Regions from separate parts of the Mus musculus genome. Here region 2 is linked to region 1. The links are chromatin loops, found by intact Hi-C in ENCODE. Cell type or tissue: heart. All regions are shown on one strand.

Region 1 (8,000 bases):
ATTTTGGGTACCAGAAAGACTCACCCGAGAGGTCCAGACTGACCAAGGGAATACTAATGTCCCTCATCTTGGTGATGTCCAGGGCGTCAATAATAAAGAGAGAGCAGCGTTGGGGGATAATGTCGACATTTCCACTCCCAATGACGGTGATGTATTCTCCTGCTTTTTTACCACTAACTAGGAACTGGGTTTGGCCTTAATTCAGACAGCCTTGGCTCTGTCTGGACAGGTCCAGACGACTGACACCATTAACACTTTGTCAGCCTCAGTGACTACAGTCATAGATGAACAGGCCTCAGCTAATGTCAAGATACAGAGAGGTCTCATGCTGGTTAATCAACTCATAGATCTTGTCCAGATACAACTAGATGTATTATGACAAATAACTCAGCAGGGATGTGAACAAAAGTTTCCGGGATTGTGTGTTGTTTCCATTCAGTATGAGAAATTTACTAGGGCAGCTAATTTGTCAAAAAGTCTTTTTCAGTATATGTTACAGAATTGGATGGCTGAATTTGAACAGATCCTTCGGGAATTGAGACTTCAGGTCAACTCCACGCGCTTGGACCTGTCCCTGACCAAAGGATTACCCAATTGGATCTCCTCAGCATTTTCTTTCTTTAAAAAATGGGTGGGATTAATATTATTTGGAGATACACTTTGCTGTGGATTAGTGTTGCTTCTTTGATTTGGTCTGTAAGCTTAAGGCCCAAACTAGGAGAGACAAGGTGGTTATTGCCCAGGCGCTTGCAGGACTAGAACATGGAGCTCCCCCTGATATATGGTTATCTATGCTTAGGCAATAGGTCGCTGGCCACTCAGCTCTTATATCCCATGAGGCTAGACTCATTGCACGGGATAGAGTGAGTGTGCTTCAGCAGCCCGAGAGAGTTGCAAGGCTAAGCACTGCAATGGAAAGGCTCTGCGGCATATATGAGCCTATTCTAGGGAGACATGTCATCTTTCATGAAGGTTCAGTGTCCTAGTTCCCTTCCCCCAGGCAAAACGACACGGGAGCAGGTCAGGGTTGCTCTGGGTAAAAGCCTGTAAGCCTAAGAGCTAATCCTGTACATGGCTCCTTTACCTACACACTGGGGATTTGACCTCTATCTCCACTCTCATTAATATGGGTGGCCTATTTGCTCTTATTAAAAGAAAAAGGGGGAGATGTTGGGAGCCGCCCCCACATTCGCCGTTACAAGATGGCGCTGACAGCTGTGTTCTAAGTGGTAAACAAATAATCTGCGCATGTGCCAAGGGTATCTTATGACTACTTGTGCTCTGCCTTCCCCGTGACGTCAACTCGGCCGATGGGCTGCAGCCAATCAGGGAGTGACACGTCCGAGGCGAAGGAGAATGCTCCTTAAGAGGGACGGGGTTTCGTTTTCTCTCTCTCTTGCTTCTTGCTCTCTTGCTTCTTGCACTCTGGCTCCTGAAGATGTAAGCAATAAAGTTTTGCCGCAGAAGATTCTGGTCTGTGGTGTTCTTCCTGGCCGGTCGTGAGAACGCGTCTAATAACAGCTTATGTTTCTTAAATACTGGACATAGATAGAGTCTCCACATGAAGGGTAAAAACAGATCTGTAAAATACTTATTCAAAGGGAAATGTTCTAGTAGAAGGGAAATAATCCCCATTTTGTGTCTACCGTGGCCCAGTATGTTATTTATTACAATTTTTGTCTTCATAAATCCTATGTTCTGTTTTGCAGTGGAAGTGGTTGAGCAGTGTGCAAAGACAGGCTTAGGACATAGAATCTAGATTTGGCTCACTTGTATTTGAATCTAGAGCAGAATTTGCACCCTCACCACTGTTGATACCTAGGCTGCAGCATTTCCCGTTGACGGTCCACATCCCTAGCCTCTGCCCATTAGAGGGCAGTAGATTTTCCCCAATGGGACAGCTCAAAACATCTTCAGGTGATTTTAAATGTTCCTAGCAGGTTAAGATCTTCTGTTGAAATTTAGTTCTCTGCAATGTATATGTGCGAGTGTATATATATGTGTGTGTATGCACATACATATGATGTGATGTATGTGTACGTATATACATTATGTGTGTGTGTGTGTCTATATATGTATGTACATATATCTCTCCTTCCTTTTCATCTCTTCCTTCTCCTATCTGTCTTTTTCTTACCCTTGCATATTCAAAACAAAATTTGGGAAGTAACTTTAAGGACTCTAATTATGTTTAAACCTTTTTAAATATGAAAGTAATAAAAGCATTGTGAATCATTAGTACAAAATGTTAAAGATTATTTATAGTCTTACCACTTAGAAGGTTCCATGTTTGACATCTATTTAGTTTATGTATTTATCCTGTGTGTGTGCATACTTGTATGTGTGTGTGTGTGTGTGTTTAGGGCCCTTTTACTTTGGTAATTTCCTCTAATGGATAGCCTTGAAAATAACACTTCAAATAAAGGTTTTTACAGTTATCTGTGGGGAGATTGCTGGGGGCTGTACGCACGTGAGTGCAGAGGCCAGAAGACATGGTCATCTTCCTTGCAGTGGTCATCACAGGAGGTTGTGCGCTTCCTGTTGTGGGTGCTGGGAACCAAACTCAGGTCCTCTGTAAGAACAGTAAATGCTCTTGACCACTGAGCCATCTCTCCCACCTTCATAAATAGTGTTTGTCTGTATTTCGTAGGTAATATTCCAGCAAAATATTCTATATCCTAACAAGTTAATGTCATGATTTTTAGTAACTGCATCACATCCTCTTATACAAATATACACAGTGCAAACATCCCCCAAGTGGTGGGCACTTAGAGTTTTTCCAATTTATTATTTTCATAAATATTTCCTTACTGACTATATATGCACATGACCCTTCATGTAGACACCTGATAAATTTCCTAGGGTGTGCATTTCAGGGAAAAGAATAATTTGACCAAACTCTATATATTTTTAGGTTCTATTTCCTCAACTACTGTCAAGTTGCTCTCAACTGTTTAACCAATGGCTGCAGTGTTTCTCTCTTCTTCCATCTCCTCCTTCCCTCTCTCCCTCTACTCTACTCATGGACAGCGTTTCCATTTGTCTTCTATGACAACTGCCCTTTAAAAACTCCTTGAAAGGTAAAACTGGTATCTTAATGTTTTTTCTTTTTTTCTTTTCTTTACTTTTTTTTTTTTCTTTTTTTTTTTTTTTTTTTTTTTTGGTTTTTCGAGACAGGGTTTCTCTGTATAGCCCTGGCTGTCCTGGAACTCACTTTGCAGACCAGGCTGACCTCGAACTCAGAAATTCGCCTGCCTCTGCCTCCCAAGTGCTGGGATTAAAGGCGTGTACCACCAACGCCCGGCACCTTAATGTTTTAATTAGTATTTATTTCGTGATCTACAAACCTGCACATCTTTCCGTCCCTGTGTTTTTCTTATTCTTTGAAGTGTTTGTTAACAAGATGCATTCCTTCTTCACCAGCTGTAATTGCGCCTGACTGACTCTTTCATAGAACCTTGAGTTTTCACAATCAGACTTGCAGCAAAAGTTTTTCTAAGATTTTTAGTACAAGTAGAGAAATATTGGAGTGAAAATTCGGGAGAAGACGGGGAATTAATTGTGTGATGGCCACCAGGCGGCGCCATTGGCTCAGAATAGAATCATTGCTCTGGCGAGTAGGAGGCTATTACTTGACCCAGGGTCCTGAGCTGGGCTAAGTGAAGATCCTTGAGAGCTCTTTCCTGCATAGAACACCACTGGTCGGGTTTGTAGTTAACCTGACAGTGACCATGAGTGGGCCCGATGCGTTTGTATGTGGTCAGGGCCATTCCTGTTTTTGCTTAAAATATGTGACAGCTGTGCTTTACACAGTTGCCTAATAAACTGTACAGTTTCATGGTTTTCTGTGTATTCGTGTCACAGCAATCCATTTTAGAATATTTTTTATCATCTCAGAAAGGAACTTTATCTCTTTTTTCATCCCTGCCATCTCTCCCACCTCCTCTCCCCTTTCCCAGTACTGGAAGAGCACTGACTAATCTCAATTCTACCCCTGGGCCTACTTTCACAGTGACTTTACATACCTGGAACCTCCAGTAGGTGTTCTTTGTGATGTGGATTTGGTTGCTTTAGGCTGACAGTGCTGCCCCATCTGGCTTCCTGGCAGGAGACAGGGGCACTTTCAGGTCTGCTTGAAACAGTGACCTTTTAATATGATGGTTCTTCACTGTTTAGCCGGGAATGCTAGGATGGAAGATTTCTGGGCCCCAGGCCTCCCAGCAGCTTGGGTTTGGTGCCCTGGGTATCTACAACTGGTGACGCTTGTTTATTAGTAACTCTGACCCCCTGACAACCGAGCTGGCAGCAGTGGGGGGCTCAATCTGGAGGGGGGAAAAAGCCAGGTTTTAAATGGAGGCATCAGAGAAAGAAAGCCTTTCCCTGTGAGCCGCGGTGCCAACTCCAGCTTCAGCCCCTGTCCCTGAGCAGGCCGAGACGCTGCTTACTATCAAGCGCTCCTCCTTGACTTAGCCTGACAACAGGACATATCTGAAGGCCATCAAAACTAATGACATCAGCCTGACTTACTGCTCGGCTGGCAAGGATCTCAGCCCAGCGTAGCAGGAAGAGTGCTCAGTCTGATGCCTGAGGCTCACCAGAAAATTCCACTGGCTGGTGCCCGAGGCTGTTCTGAGACTCCAGTGAGAAGTGCCACAATAAAGCAAACCGATGCATGCGACAGAATCAAGGGTCAGAGTGGGACGTCTGGGAACTTCCTATCCACCCACCACGCGCGTTTCATAGAAAATTGAGTCTGAAGAGCTGACATTCTTTGCTGAAGGAGGGCCTATGACAGCTGTTGATGGAAGGTCAACTGTGGATCTGGGAGGCACGGCTCTCTGCTTCCTCTTTTCTTCCTTTGCCCACCCTTTTCCCACTCCCTTCCTTGGGATCAAAAGAATCAGATCCAATCACTCTAACTTTTCAGAATTGAGTTCTCATTTCTCCATGGCTACAGACCTAGTGGATCTGTAAATATTTGTGCTGAATGGGTCTGAGTTGAAATAATGGCATCTGAAGAAATCATCGATGACTGTAGGAACATCAGAGAGCAGCGTCAAGTTCCTCGGGGCCTGAGTCTTGTGCAACTTGGAAACCCGTGTTAAGAAAAGCAATACAAACTCATATTTCAAAAGGGCTGGAACAGATGGCTCAGTGGTTAAGAACACTGACTGCTATTCCAGAGGACCAAGGTTGGATTCTGAGCACCCACATGACACCTTACAACTCTCTCTAATTACAGATCCAGGGAACCCAGTGCCCTTTTCTGAACTCCACAGGCATCAGACAGACGCATGATGTATAGACTGCATGAAGTCAAAACACCCATGCACATGCAATTGGAAAATAATGGTAATGGCTGCAAGGCCTTTGAAATAGCCACACTCATTGTGCATGCAATGAGGGACTGCATTCAACTTCCCTGTCAGACTACTGCTAGGACTTTGTAGACTGGAATAGACCTGTTTGTAGAAACGACAGCTGGTATACTGGGAAGTATTTCATAACCCTCTTCTCTCATGGAATAAAGACAGCCCTAGAAATAGACGGGTACTGAACACGTGTTCCATGTGAGGAATACCAAAGAGAGCAATGAGGTCTGGAAAGGGCTGCCTCACTCAGGATGTGTGGTACTGAAGCCCAGGTAGAGGGTGAGGCCAGCTTCCTTCCCAGCTACCCACGTCTCAGTTTGTTCTCGGAGAATCTTTCACAGTTATTCTTCTTCTGAGTGCTTTGTCCAAAGGGGAGATCAGCATGGATAAAGCCATTTAGCATTGAGGGGTGAGAACAGGCTCAAGATTTACACAAATTTTTGAAGTTCTGTGTCACGGGTGGAGTCCCTTAAGTCCACATCACTGTCCTGAAGTGAACAGAAGGAAGATGTATGACCAGGGTGGCCTTTCCTCAAAGTGTGCCTGATGTCCCTGAAATAATAGGACAAATGCACACCCAGTAATCTGTCCCAACATCATTCTAGAAAACAACACGTTCACCCATTCTGTTAAGTGGTGACCTCAGCATTAGACTTTCTTCCTTTGTTTCTACCCTGTTGTCTGCCGCTTTCCAAATGGTACAACTTGGGAGTAGAGATAATTCCAGGCTCAGGAGAACTTGGTTATTTGCCTCATTCCTTTTCATTGTTGGGTCTGGCTCTGCTGAGTTTCTGTGAGGAAGAGGGCAGTCAGAATTGTGGAGTGGAGTCCCATTAGGTAAATGCTGCAGTGCTGGTTTCCTTTCCTCAGATGCCCTCGGATGGCAGGGAGACCTGACAAGGGACCATGTGTCTGGCCATTGCAGATGCATCAGCTTGGATGCCAGATTTGGTGTTCCTCAGAAATGAGCACGGGGGTGGAGAGGAGCTTGGAAACTACAGAGGACTCACAACATCTCCATGAAGGGCAACCCAGAGGGCCCCAGAGCCTGTGGTTCTGAGGTGCACATGTCCATTTCTGGTGCTGTGACCAATCCCATCACTTGGGTATCATTCTCTGTTTTGACATGCAGATTGTAGACATCTTCAGGAGTACTTCCTGGGTAATTCTAAAACTTAACAAATCCATCCTGTATGAGCCATTAAGAAATCCTCTCTATAGAAAAGCAGAAAAAGCCACGTTCAATAGGGATTTTGAATCTTATAATAATTAGTTGGTCTTGGGGAATGAGGCAAAACTATTGCTTTAAAAACAATAACTACAAGGGCCCATGAAGTGGCTCAGCAGGTAAAGCATATTGCTGTGCAAGCCAGGAGACCTGTGTTTGATCCTCAGGACCCATATGAATTTGGAAGAAGGAAACAGAGTCCACAGAGACGTTATACATACACACATTCATATGTCAATACTCACAGTAATATTGAATAACTCTAAAACCTCAACCATACCCCATATAATGCAAACAACCTGTGCATCAGCCTATAGAAAGCAACTCTGCTTTCTGTTAGGTATTTTCCAGTAGGCAGATGGTAAAAGATGCTAGTAGAGACAGAGTGGAACCTTCTGGATACTTGTCTCCTACATAGATACTCTGTCACGCTGCAGTTTGCCATTGTCCAGGCATATTTATTTACTTTCGTGTCTGCTTATCATGTATTTAGTTATTTCTTCATCCATACCTGAGTCTGGGGGGAAATAAAATGGACATGGAATAAGTATGTAGTTAATATCACCTGTTTATAGAGAAGGACACTAGTATTCAAAGAGTTGAGAGCATTTGTCACATAAGGTTGTACGTTGTACATGTCCTACACGTTATAAAATGATAACCACAGCTGACCTTTATTAAACATTTAGTATTGGCCAGAATTCATACAAAAGGCCTTAAGAAGAATATTTTATTTTATCCTGATGTCATCCCACAAATGTTGGTATTTTTAGTGTCTTCTCTTTACAGAAGAGGTCATACAGCCAGTTTGATGGAGCCAAGACTCAAACTCAAGCAGTCAGACTACAGAGGCTGTGCCTTTCAGAGCCCACAGCAGTGTTCCTTGCATGCCTGCCTGCTCCACACGTGGGTCACCAGCCCCATATGGCTCCTAGGCAGGTGCCAGATGGGTCACTTAAATTGCCAGACTCCCTAAGTACAAACTACACAGAATATGCTGTGGATAGTGTGAGAAAAGAGTGTAAAACATCCCAATAGTAGGTCTTTTTTCTTTTCTTTTCTTTTCTTTTCTTTTCTTTTCTTTTCTTTTCTTTTCTTTTCTTTCCTTTTCTTTTCTTCTTTAATATCAACAGTATGTTAAAATAACAGCAATTTGGATAGACTGAGATAGATTAAAATGAACTTATTGAAATTTAGTTTCCCCTGCTTCTTTTTGCTTTCTGAAGTGAAGCTATCAGACAACTTTCAATTATATGTAAGGTTTACGTTCTATTGCTATCAGGTGGTGTTGCAGTATACTATTCCAAATAGACTGAAACTTGCCCAGACTGTGGTTGGTGCCCCTCGGTAACCTAGGTGAGGCTTTGCTTAGGATGGTGGGGTGGGACGCTCCTAAGTCC
Region 2 (8,000 bases), 150 kb after region 1:
GCATTCGACAAAATCCAACACCCATTCCTGATAAAAGTCTTGGAAAGATCAGGAATTCAAGGCCCATACCTAAACATGATAAAAGCAATCTACAGCAAACCAGTAGCCAACATCAAAGTAAATGGTGAGAAGCTTGAAGCAATCCCACTAAAATCAGGGACTAGACAAGCCTGCCCACTCTCTCCCTACCTATTCAACATTGTACTTGAAGTCCTAGCCAGAGCAATTCGACAACAAAAGGAGATCAAGGGGATACAAATTGGAAAAGATGAAGTCAAAATATCACTTTTTGCAGATGATATGATAGTATATATAAGTGACCCTAAAAATTCCACCAGAGAACTCCTAAGCCTGATAAACAGCTTCAATGAAGTAGCTGGATATACAATTAACTCAAACAAGTCAATGGCCTTTCTGTACACAAAGGATAAACAGGCTGAGAAAGAAATTAGGGAAACAACACCCTTCTCAATAGTCACAAATAATATAAAATATCTTGGCTTGACTCTAAGGAAGTGAAAGATCTGTATGATAAGAACTTCAAGTCTCTGAAGAAAGAAATTAAAGAAGATTTCAGAAGATGGAAAGATATCCCATGCTCATGGATTGGCAGGATCAATAGAGTAAAAATGGCTATCTTGCCAAAAGCAATCTACAGATTCAATGCAATCCCCATCAAAATTCCAACTCAATTCTTCAACGAATTAGAAAGGGCAAGGAGCACTCTTAATGGTAAGTGTCTGGTGCAAAGCAGGAAGGGAGAGGGTAAAGCTCGCAAACTTGAGGAAATCAGAGCTTTGCATGCTCTGTGCTTCATGCTGCTCATTCAGGAGACCCATGCTTTCTCCTCTGTGACTGGCCATTAGTGTAACTTATAGCAACAATCCATAATCTAACTTCAGCTTTATTATTTTGGCCTTTATTCTATGCTTTCAGTAAGTGAAGCTCAGGGAGCTATTTTCACCCCCTTCTACCACACCCAATGTCCACTGTTCATCATTTCGACATGCAGTCAGCTCCGGAATACCACGTGGTTGGGACTGGGGAGTGAATACAGCAGCGAGGACAGGTGAGCAGGGATGTCACCTTTATGACAATTGTGTGTAGCCTGCAAGGACACCATGCTCACCTTTCCAATGCTTGTGTCCTGTAAAATACACCCCAGTTTATATCCTGATCACCTTTCCCTTCTATTATCCCATTTCCTCTTAAATTCTAATTCTTTTATCTACTATCCCTCCTGCCTCTAGCTTCATGTGTATACCATGGCCAGTATCTTTTTATTCTACAGTGCTCATCATACCATTGTCCTGTTAAAATCTTTAATGGTCCCCCCTACCCCCACAAAAAAGTAAAACATAGACCCTTGGGTCCACCTGGACTTGCCACAACCTAGGAACTTTTTCCCATTTCTCATTACTTCTTGGATTTCCCAATGTTAATTTCTAATACAGACACATAGAGCACAGTAGAAGACTTCCCTTCAGCATTTCAGTACGTAATAAAACTGAGTCCCAAAGAATTCAGTTACTGAGAGGTTCAGTAGATGCTAAAGACAACATAGCATTCACTGAAAGGCCAGAAACAGTCGATGAGAAGGACCAAACCCCAGAGAGCTCAGAAGCTCCTGGATCTTGATGCAGAATATGATTCCTAAACTTATAATTTTAGGAGAATATCTTGATGGAGAATAACTATCCCTGCCAATTGATTCAATGTCCACTGCCTCCTTATGCCTCCCCAAAACCCTGTCTCTCCTTCACAAACTCCCATGCTGATCCTGCAGGTGGCTGTGCATTAATTACGTATTTGCCAACAGCCTTACACACTGTCCCATGTCTGGATATGGCATTGGCCCATCAGAAATCTGACTTAGTTAGATAACTATTCCATGGGACTCCTGAATACTCAGGGTAACATGACTATAAGTAAATGGCTTCCTAGCCCAGAGCCCTAAAAGATATGACCCAGAGTACCTAATGCCCCAGACATAGTGAACCTTACATACTATGCATTCCACGCTTCACGCCATCCACAACGTTACTCTGAGTCCCTGTAAAGAGTCCTCATTTTCCAAACATCAACACTCAGCTTCTAATTCACTTCCTTGCTGATTTCCATTTCTGGTACAAGCTATTTCCTGATTGCACCTCCTCTGCTCCTCAATGAAAACATACTAACGGCATGCTTACTGTGAACCATGAGTGAAATAGAATCTCTCCTTCAAATACATATTTTTGTTTTTGTTTTCTAAAAGGGCCAGATGGAAACATAAAGCAAATGCATAGTATTTCATGTGAAGATAAATATTAAGAAGCTATGTAAAATGGAGAAGAGAGAGAAAGAAACAATTAGGGTTACCAGACAAGCTTCTTTCTATTAGCATTATGTAGGGTGCTGAACTTTATATAGCTATTATATAGGGTGCTGCTGTCATGTTCTGAATTCCTTTACTCTATCAACATTTATATGTTGAGCATAATTTCTGATGTGATATCATGGGGTGGGCTGTGATGTTGTTCAACGCTCATGGGTGAGCTTAGTGCCCTTATTTGTCCCTCTTCACCACATGAGACCACCATTAAGGAGGCGCAGCCTCTGAGGAAGGACAACCTCAGGACATTAGGGACACCTTGTCTTGGATTTTCTAGGGATCACAAGAAATGTTATTTGTTTATAAATTACTCAGGCTAAGGTCTTCTCTTATAAGTAAACCAAACTGATTAAGATACTTAGCTGTCTCTGACATATCTAAGAAAAGACTGGAATGTAGTAGAGGACGGGGTCCTGTGGATGTCTTGGGAAAGTTCTCTCTGGACAGAAGAGGACCCAGCAGGAGGTCCCATAACAGACCAGGGAGCATGAGGAGATAGGAGAGGGCAGAGACCTAGGCAAGGAGGGGAAGGGAGTGAAAGCTGAGGACAGCTGTGGTGTAGGCAGGGCTTGCAGGTTTTACCAGACTCTGAATCTTAGGATTAAAAAGATGACTTGCCAGAGGACTCTAGAAAATGAGTAACAATCTGACATGAGTTTTTAAAGATGGGCAGGACAAGTGCATTTGAGAAAGGGTGGTGCTAGAGCCGGTGTGATAATAGAAACAATAACAGACTGGCTGTGGTGGGAGAGAGAGAAAAGTTAAAGACTTTCCAAGACTTCAGCTTTAGCGTTTCAAGGAAGGGCACTTCCACTTCTGAGCAGATGACAGATGGCAGCCCAAAGGGTGAAGTGAGGAAGTCAGAGTTTGGTTTGGGATGCCGAGTTTGAGGTATTTAATTGGCAGTTGGATATACAAACCTGGGTTTCCTAGAGATGTATGCGTTAGAGATATAAATTTGATAGTCACTGAAATAAAGGCCACAAAGGGATGTGCTGGCAGGTGAGCCAAGCTAGACAGAGCTCTGGGAGAAAGCCCAGAAGCTCTGCCTCGTTTCCAGATTAAAAAGACGGACAGCCAGAGGACAAGTAAGCATGGTGCCAGCCTTGAGCTGAGGGAAACTATTCTAATGCCTGAGGTGGTCACTGAGAGCAAACACTGCTCACAAGCTGGGTAAGACTTATGGCAGCTGTGTAGTCCCTGAGACAAGCATTCACATCGTTTTTTTTCCTTTAGGCCTTAGACAATCTAAATGCTGAATTAGCAAATCAAAAGTAATAGTTGCCAGTCACAGAGAACAGGATGTCCTCTCTGTTGATGCCCTGCCCCATGAGCAGATGGCTTCATCAGGGCAGACTAGGAGGAAGAAGGTAACCACTATGCCACGTGCTCTTGCCTCATCAGAGTGACACTGTCCAAGCGACACTTCCAGGCTGAAAAACTTCAGAGTTTTTAGGAATCTAAGGTGAAGGGTTGGGGAAGAAATGAAAACCAACAGAAAAGCAATGGGGGGGGGGGGGGCGATGAGGAGGAGAGGGAGGGAGTTTGAACACACCAGACTGTCCAGAGTGACAGAAATCCAAACTGAAAAACTATGAAGAGTAAAACACAGGGAACTGAAAACAAAGGGGAAGGGGGAGAAAGGAGGAGGGGGAAGGAAAGGGAGAGGGAGAGGAGAGAGGGGAACGGGGAAAGGGAGAGAGGAAGAGAGGGAGAGAGGGGGAGAGGGGGAGAAGGGGAGAGGGAGGAGACTAAGAAAAGAGGAGACTGTGAGGGGGGAAAGAGATGACTGAAGTAATGGAGAAAAGAATCACAGGAAGGCAAGAAGACAGGAACCCAAGCAAGCCTGATATCTACGGGTGCCTGCAGGAGGAGCAAGGGTGAGACAGCAGGGCAGCTTGCACTGACAAGAGCCAGAGCTGCAGGAAGCCTGAGTTCTGAGGAGACAGGGGCAGTTAGGGAGAATCCCCCATAAAGCCTCCGTGAATCAGAAGAAACAAGACCAGTGCCCACATTGAAATGCTCAGGTGACAAGAATGACAGCAGCCCTGAGGTGACAAGTCTCTAGACTGCCCCACTCTTCCCCAGGCTACCGCAATATCCAAGGCCCTTAAAGTGAGAAACAAAACAAACCGTTGTTAGCTAGATGACCGGCCCTATTAATATTTGGATAATTAAGGGAAGATATCCTCTATGTATTTTCAAAAAAAATAATAACCCTCTTTTGTGGGAAGGAGTCCATTTTCTGCTTGCTAAGACTTCGTTTAGTAAGGAAAGAGAAATCAAGGCAACAGGGTCTGAATTATTATTTTTCCAAATGAGTGGAAGGGCAGCGGCTGCTGCTGCCAAAGCTGCTTTGAACAATAGATTTTTGACACGGAGACTGAAATCTAAACAGCATGAAGAGATCTCGAAAGCTGAGCCGTCCCCATTATCTCATGCTTGTGCGACTACAGTCCAAAAATTGAGTGATGAGTCCCCATTTGTGCAAGCAGCCGAGCGGTCCAAGGCCTGAGAAGGGTGCTGATTGCCCATCTGCTTGTTTATACAGCCCGGAGACGGTGACTGGACAAACAGCTCATTTCCCTTGGAACTGGACCAAACCAGGGTGTGTGTAGTGGGTGAGGGGTGCTGCATATGTGACAAGAGGAAAGGGAAGATGTCTCATGGGAAAGGGCCTTGAGATCAAAGCTTTCGACCAGCAAGCCAAGCAGAGATTGGTGCAAGCAGCTGGCCTCCCACAAAGGCTTCCTTTCCACAGCTTTTGGCATCCTAGTCACCCACCCTGCCACTCAGGCACAGAGCTGGACCTCCACTCCAAGTCAGGCCATTTCCAGATATTCAGATGAACGAGTCAAAATGGCAAGTGTCAACACCATGCCAGCCTCCTGGTTTTGGCAGCGAGACTGATTCTGTTTCAGTGAGTTTCTGGCCTGTTTTAGACTTGAGTTGCACCTTACTGTCTTTTGCTACACTGTACAACAGTTTACATTTCTATTGCTCCTTAACAGAAGACAGTAGCCTACCTGAGGATGAGGACTTGAAGCCCCTCAAACTCCACAGCAGAGACCTTCCCAAGCGAAGGGCCACCGTCCCTGCTTACGGTTACTGACCGGTAACTCTCAAAACTGCTTCTGCTTCCCTACTTACCAACATAAGGAAGTACCTTTCCCTTCACCATGTGCAGAAGTCAGTGACGACTGGCACCTATCAGAGTCCCTGTAATAGGGTTGTGAGGATTTGCTCAAGACTCTATTCCTCTAGTGAGTGGTGACATTATCTGTAAGCCAAGCTTGGGGGGGTGGAGAGGGGAGATTGATGCAGGAGGATCATAAACACAAGGCTGGCCTGGGCTACACAGCAAGACCTTGTGTTTGTCACAAACAAGCCCTGTTCTCCGGAGAGAGGAAAACACATCTATTTCTACTCAAAATTGTTGAGCATGGCAATAATTAGCTCCCTGCTGCCATACAGGACGGGCTAACGCACAGCAGTCTAGCCCTGGAGGAGGATGAAACAAAGCGGGCCCTGGATGATTTGCGTCTAATCATCCAGAACGCATTGCAAGCATACTATGGACAAGCTACTTGATGTCAGGGAGAGCTGTACAAAGAAGACAATACAAACCCGATTTCAGATATTTATCTCTAGGCATCTAGAGAGACACATAGTGGATATAAGGAGACATGTAATAAACTCCATTGAAGAAAGTCTAGCATTGCTTACCTGCTCCACCCGGGCTGGAAAGATCACATCCCTGAGATGTGGAATTGGGTGAGTAGGAGCCTAAGGTCTGCAGAGGAAACTCAGCAATTCGGCAGCCCCCGTCATCCCAGCCTGCTGCCTATATCTACTGTGCCCTTGTCTCTAGCCCGCAGCATGTGTGCTGTGGCTCAGACTCTGCTATTAGAGGAGCTGGTAGCAAGAGGAAATGTTCTTACCAGATCATTATGAGAACAGTGGAGTTATCTGGTCTGAGCAACTTAATGACAGTATACCAATGATAGCAGCAGCATGGTGGATATGTCTGATTTCTGCACATCCCAGTGGTGCACCACTGGCTCAATCCATTTCTTCCCGGACAGGGTCGCTGTGTGCATGGCATTTTGAATCGAGTGTGCAAAGGTATTGTCTTGGGGATTGGCTGTTTTAGCAACCGCTAAGGCACTTATCATTGCTTGGTGGTGGACTGGACGGCACCTATGTGAGAGATGTACAAAACAGCACAGGCCCACAGTCTCCCAGTCCCAGAGAGGGAAGAGCAACCTCACACTGAGGAATTATGGAGGGCGGCTGGAAGGCTGGAGAAGATGCTTGAGAGGAGAAGCATGGTCAGGGCACCTATATGAGGGATGTACAAAACAGCACAGGTCCACAATCTCCCAGTCCCAGAGAGGAAAGAGCAACCACACACTGAGGAATTCTGGACAAGAAAAAAAAAAAAAAAAAGGAATACCAGAAAGAAGGAGACCTCAGTGCATTAAGCCCAAACAGCTTGTGAGATAGTTATCCAAAGAAGGAAATGTGCCCCAGCACTGCTGTCTCTAGTCTTTGGAAGGTAGACGCAGAAAGTCACACAATGTAAAATTTTCTTGTTATACAAAACTGTGGCTCAAAGACAGATTTACACACAGGAATAAACTCTTAATACAAACCAACAGTGGCCATGTATCAGTTCATGTACCCACTGGCTTTCTTCAGGTCCTTATGTAGTACTTTAGATCGGTGGTTCTCAATCTGTGGGTCATGACCCCTTTGAGGATGACATATCAGATATATATATTAAAATTCCTAACAGTAGCAAAATTACAGCTATGAGATAGCCACAAAACTTATTTTATGGTTGGAGGGGTCACCATACCATGAGGAACTATATTAAAGGGTCCCCGCAGATTTAGGAAGTCTGGGGACCATTTCTGTAGATGTTTTGTTTGTCCCACCCCCATCTCCTGGCAATGTTCTGATCTTTCCTTTATACTGTCACAGACTGGAGCAAACAAGAGCCACATTTATATTATATTGTCACAGACTGGAGCAAACAAGAGCCACATTTTGTAGCTCACTTATATTTAGGTGTCTCTTGGATGCTGTCCACTCAATACTTTTGAGAAATAAATGTAACACAGAGATATATGGTATTTTAATATCAGCGAATATGTGGTGTGATCCTGGAGGAGAGGCCCCACAAGGGGGTAAATTCATCATTTTAAATTAAGACAGGTGCTGTGTTAACCTCACACACCTGGAACATGTAATCAGAATCCATGAACTTTAATATAAATTCCACATCCTGGTTACTTATCTATATTTTCAGGAACAGTAAATTGATATATGAAGTAAAAATTGAGAATTTTTCCAACATGGATTTGAAAATGGCCCTTAACTCTCTCTGCACACTCTACTGGCTCCATTCCAATCGGAGAGAGCGTCTGAGAGCCTGTGGGCAGCAGTATAATCTGCTGGGATTATTTTCTGATCTCTCACAGCTTACAAAAAACAATGTTATCTACAAGACTCACAGGGAGAACAAATTTAAGTACAAATGACACATTCAGTCCCACATGATCATAATTTCCTGCTATGTCTACAAAAACTATTCGTAAGTCTATGTCTAAATTCTCTTTAC

The links. Peaks named below come from ENCODE experiments on the same cell type or tissue, not always from the same donor. Only the 100,000 strongest peaks of a DNase experiment are listed, where the experiment ranks them.
Region 2: it touches region 1 in a loop (2.3-fold over the local background); 3 of 42 quality-filtered maps call a loop at or near these places.

What each region holds. Positions count from the first base shown.
Region 1 is chr2:113,803,462-113,811,461 of GRCm38, reverse strand. The region is part of intron 2 of Scg5 (secretogranin V); the gene reads left to right. Among named protein-coding and RNA genes, the nearest start is that of Scg5, 22 kb to the left of the region's middle. In heart, a CTCF peak has its summit at 3,578 (motif pointing right); no DNase peak of the experiment used is centred here.
Region 2 is chr2:113,651,810-113,659,809 of GRCm38, reverse strand. All of the region lies in intron 16 of Fmn1 (formin 1), which reads right to left. Among named protein-coding and RNA genes, the nearest start is that of 4930533B01Rik, 53 kb to the left of the region's middle. In heart, no CTCF peak of the experiment used is centred here; DNase peaks (open chromatin) are centred at 3,719, 4,949 and 5,559; H3K27ac peaks cover 208 bases.